Linked DNA regions of Homo sapiens: region 2 is linked to region 1. Evidence: read pairs that join two places in POLR2A ChIA-PET (ENCODE). Cell type or tissue: OCI-LY7. All regions are shown on one strand. Region 1 overlaps RAPGEF1 (Rap guanine nucleotide exchange factor 1). Region 2 overlaps PRRC2B (proline rich coiled-coil 2B).

The links. ChIA-PET counts read pairs that join two places held together with the same protein. Peaks named below come from ENCODE experiments on the same cell type or tissue, not always from the same donor. Only the 100,000 strongest peaks of a DNase experiment are listed, where the experiment ranks them.
Region 2: POLR2A ChIA-PET joins it to region 1 with 7 read pairs; 2 of 35 experiments call an interaction of 5 or more read pairs at or near these places.

What each region holds. Positions count from the first base shown.
Region 1 is chr9:131,727,818-131,730,317 of GRCh38, forward strand. The region is part of intron 1 of RAPGEF1 (Rap guanine nucleotide exchange factor 1); the gene reads right to left. Among named protein-coding and RNA genes, the nearest start is that of RAPGEF1, 11 kb to the right of the region's middle. RefSeq lists enhancers at 1,131-1,240, 1,511-1,890, 1,941-2,090. In OCI-LY7, no CTCF peak of the experiment used is centred here; DNase peaks (open chromatin) are centred at 547, 908, 1,434, 1,804 and 1 weaker place; H3K4me3 peaks cover 2,327 bases; H3K27ac peaks cover 2,500 bases.
Region 2 is chr9:131,443,457-131,445,956 of GRCh38, forward strand. It overlaps PRRC2B (proline rich coiled-coil 2B), which reads left to right. Exons shown (of 32, transcript NM_013318.4): 6 at 729-872. Among named protein-coding and RNA genes, the nearest start is that of SNORD62A, 41 kb to the right of the region's middle. In OCI-LY7, no CTCF peak of the experiment used is centred here; no DNase peak of the experiment used is centred here.

The DNA of each region.
Region 1 (2,500 bases):
AAACAAGGACAGATCATGCAGAAAAGCATGCTTTTGATCTATGCCTTTGGTCTTCTGATGAGCTCAGAGAATTAATATTTGCAAGGCACTCTTGACAAGCTGAGGCAGAAGCACAAATTAGTGTGGTTATGCTAATTGAGAGGTTCTGTAGCTCCAGGACCAAATGATTACAGAAAGTGAAAAGGGTTGACTGGGCTTTGGTCTCTCTGCAAATAGCACTGTGCTTCATGCTAGCTGCACTGACAAATTTGCAAGGAGACTACACACATTTACTTTCACATACCCGAAATTCCCAGTGGAGCAGGGGTTAAGGAAGACTCAGAACACCAAAACAGCATTTCTGAATTTATCTTTACTGTGAAAGTTAATCAAGAAAGAAAAATAAAGGGTATGAAATCCCCCTTCTTGCAGTGCTCAATGCAACTTGTAAGTTACTTTGTACACGAGGACCTTGAATGTCTTGTGGTTTTTAACTGTCACAAATGCAACACTCTGTGATCATTTCACCTCCAGAGCTGAACGAAGATGATTTAATTAATCCCCGAAAGTCACCCCGCAAGGAGAAACTGGGGAGGTGTCCCTTGAGACAGGGCAAAAAATATACCTGTTGGTGTATCAGCCCTGCTGTGGCTCTGACATATACCACAGCCTGCAAGCACAGGCCCATTCCTTCCAGACAGACTCAAATTAAAATCAGGGCCTCCTGGTCTGCCTGCATGCACTGGGATATGTGTAGCTGAAATGAATTGCCCTCTACTCTTCCTACGAGTGATCACTTCAAAAGTTTATTACTTAATTGTAAAAACCTACTCCCTGGACTTCAGCTTTCTTAGAGAGAGAAAGAGAAAGAACAAACCAGCCTAAAAGGAAATACCTCAATAGTCAGGGACCTCCCCTTCTCTGTGAGTGCTGAGGTTTGAATTTTAGTTACCAGATTACCATTTTTAAAGAAATGGTCACTTTAGAGTAGAAGGCGACCTGAAGTAAGAACAAAAGCTAAGATTTATCGAGCACTTCTTATGTGTCCAGACTCTGATTAAATGCTTATGTACATCATCTCGTTTAATTCTCCCTCAATACCATAAGGTAGGTACTGTTAGGATTTTCCCCATTTTACAGATAAGGAAAAACTGAGAGTTAGACAAGACAGAGTGACATGCCCAAGATCCCACAACAATGACACAGGAGGGCTGGTATCTAAAGCCACAGCTAGAGGACCTGAAGCACATGCTCTCAGACACTGTTCTGTACTGGCTCACTGCACAGATGGAAAGACAGGGTTGGGGAGGGGCACTGATCCAGTGCATCAGTGCAGGCCCAGGGGCCATGAGGCAGGTCTCCCACCTCTCAGCTCAGGCTCATGCTGCCTCTAACACGGATGAGGGTGTGAGAGCCAAGATCAAAAGTCTCCTGTACACAACGCAGGTGGTGGCTGACTGTCAGTTCCCCAAGGGCACTGACGCCTCAGCCCTCTCAGTACCCTCTCCTCCCCTGGCAGGCTGCTTGACACTCAGTGACAGCCAGTGTTGGGTGGGTGGGTGGGTGGAACTACTTTAACTCGTAAGGGCCACTTCCTACCGTTGTGCCATCTGTGAAAGGTTTCTCCAAAGCAGATTCTCATGCAATATTTTCAGCAAATGTACTTTTTAAGCCACTTCAATAATGGAGAAACCAGGGGCTTCTTCATAAATCTGTAGGCAGATGTGGTGCCACCTTAACAGTCCTACAGAGAGGCTGGAAAGCCCCGGGGGAACCCCAGAGTACATTCCAACCCAAGGCAGTGGTGGTGCCGGCAAGTCAGCCCTAGACCCCAGGAAGGGGAGAGAAGTGAAACTCCAGTTCTCAGCAATACACAACCCACCCCTGGCGAGTCACTTCCCTCTTGCTGCCTCCCTTTCCTCAACTGTCAAATGGGCACAATACCTGCCATTGCTGACTCTTTATAAGAACAGAATTAATTAAATCACACACACACGTCTGAAGGTAAAGCTCCTAGCATCGTTCCCGGCACACAGGAAATAATAAATGTGAGCTGCCATCATCCTCATCTGGGAAAAATCTTGGGCAACTCCATACTTATGATAAGAAACAAATTGGCTGGGCGCAGTGGCTCACGCCTGTAATCCCAGCACTTTGGGAGGCCGAGGCGGGCAGATCACGAGGTCAGGAGATCGAGACCATCCTGGCTAACATGGTGAAACCCCGTTTCTACTAAAAATACAAAAAATTAGCCAGGCGAAGTGGTGGGCACCTGTAGTCCCAGCTACTCAGGAGGCTGAGGCAGGAGAATGGCGTGAACCCGGGAGGTGGAGCTTGCAGTGAGCCGAGACTGCATCACTGCACCCCAGCCTGGGCAACAGAGCGAGACTCCCTCTCAAAAAAAAAAAAAAAAAAAAAAAGAAACAAATTAACAAAGCCCAAAACAACAAAGAAACTAATGTGTACAAAAATGTTTCAAAAGCTATTTTGATGATTAGTTAAGTGCTATCCAACATTTACT
Region 2 (2,500 bases), 280 kb before region 1:
AGGGTCTCACTTTGTCACCCAGACTGGAGTGCAGTGGCACGTTTTCGGCTCACTGCAACCTCCACCTCCCGGGCTCAAGTGATCCTCCCACCCCAGCCTCCTGAGTAGTTGGGACTACAGGCGCCCGCCACCAGACTAATTTTTTGTATTTTTTGGTAGAGACAGGGTTTTGCCATGTTGCCCAGGCCGGTCTTGAACTCCTGAGTTCAAATGATCCACCCACCTTGGCCTCCCAAAGTGCTAGGATTACAGGTGTGAGCCACTGTGCCAGGCAAAAGCAGCATCTTAATCCTTTTGGGGTGGACTGGGGCAGGGATGGCAGCACACTCTGTAGGTGTTGCCTCCACAGGAAAGCAGTTGCCTTCTTGGCCTCCCCTGGGCTGATTTTATAGGAGGCTGTGCTTGTCTGTGGCCCCAGGCAGTCAGTAGAACCTTCCCTGCTGGGGCAGGCTGTGGCCTGGAGCGGCTGTGATGTCTTACCTCTTTCCATTTGTAAGCAGGCACTGGTCCTTGCAGGTCAGCTGGGAAGGGGCATGATGCTGTCAGCAGCAGTCTCCCTTGCCACCCTCAGCACCCTCGTGGCATCTGCCAGCACAGAGCACCCTTGTGACAAGACTCCCTTCAAAAGCCCACTTCCAGGCAACACGGCTTTCAAGGTGTGGAGCTGGGAAGCAGACGACTGTTGACTCCATCTCACTTCCTCCATGTCTACCCCGTCTTCTTGACAGGTTTAAGGGGCTCAAGCCGACTGTTATCCTTCTCTCCCGAGGAATTTCCGACGCTGAAAGCAGCTGGAGGGCAGGACAAGGCTGGCAAAGAAAAGGGCGTCTTAGATCTGTCGTATGGGCCAGGACCAAGCCTCCGCCCTCAGAGTAAGTGACTGCAGCCTCTGGGCACTCGATGGAGTAACAGAACTTCCTCCTCTCATCTCTCTGCACTCCTAAAAGGGTGCTGATGCCACTGGGGTCTCCGGTTCGAGCTGGAAACGTGGCTCTTTGACTCGCCACGTGATCTGTGCATCCATTGGACTTGCTGCCTAGGCCATTGGATTGGGCCTTGTGCCTTTTTTGTCTCTTGGGTTGGGCCAGGCCTGTCCCCTCCCCCTCTGTCATCCGGTTGTTAATTTTGCTGTGCCTGGTGGCTGTGGCAAGGATGGACAAAGGACCAATTAACTTAGGTCCCCGGTTCAAGAGCTTGTTTTCTAAAGCTCCCAATCCTAGCTACATCTAGTCGGAATCACTGGGGAGTTTGTGAATGAGTCTGATTTCCAGTCCTCCCCTCCCCCAGCCCAATTAGGACCTGTATTTTTAACCCATTCCTCTGGGGATTGTTACATAAATCAGCCTGGTACTGGTCTCTACTGGCCCCTCATCTTAGGTCGGGCCAGGGAAGTGGCAGGATTGTGTAGCACTGGCTGGAAATTTCTCCTTGGAAGCCGAGGGTGGCTGGAGGTTAAGGTGGTGTTTAGGAATGTGATTTTCCACGTGTTCTACTCAGGGATTTTGAAGTGGCTCATGTAGTCCAGGGGTCTTGATCAGGTCTTAAATTGTGAGGCCTTTTGTTTGCTTGCCTTGATGTATCCCCAAGGCCTCTCCCATTCAAGTCATAAGTGATGTCCTGTAAGTCAGTGATCACTGTGGATGTGTCTTACTTAAACCAGCACTCACTGCCTTTCCAGTGGCCCACACAGGACTGGTTTATTTTGCTGCTTTTTTTTTTTTGAGATGGAGTTTCGCTCTTGTTGCCCAGGGTGGAGTGCAATGGTGCGATCTCTGCTCACTGCAACCTCCGCCTCCCGGGTTCAAGTGATTCTCCTGCCTCAGGCTCCCGAGTAGCTGGGATTACAGGCATGTGCCACCACACCCAGCTAATTTTGTATTTTTAGTAGAGGCGGGTTTCTCCATGTTGGTCAGGCTGGCCTTGAACTCCTGACCTCAGGTGATCCGCCTGTCTCAGCCTCCCAAAGTGCTGGGATTACAGGCGTGAGCCACCGCGCCCAGCCTGTTTGCATCATTTTAAGGGACACGAATTATGTCTTTCTGGGGTTAATTAAGAGGAGCTGCCTTGTGGGACTATAAAAACGTAGACATAGAAGAAGCTTCTAAGCATCAGTTTAATCTCCTCATTGGAGAAGATGAGAAAACATGGACAGAGGGGTGACCTTGGCTTGCCCCAAATCACACAGCAAAGGGGTTGAAGAGCTGGGATCAGACATGTCCTGGGTCTCTTTCCCTTAAGGGTCGTGTAACTCAGAGACCTTTGTGCTTCAACTTCTAACCAAAAGGTGACCGAAAACAGGGGTCTGTTGTCTCATTTGATTTCTTGTTGGCCTCTAATAATTTCCACCCGATCTTACCACATTTGGCAATAGAAAGCATCATTTTAAAAAGACAGGTCAGCAGGTTTCCGTCTGTGAGCTACGCAAGTGCCCCACACCTCCACTGGAAGGACAGCAGCTGCGCCTTGCCTGTCTTGTGGGCTGGGGGATCTTTATTAAAAG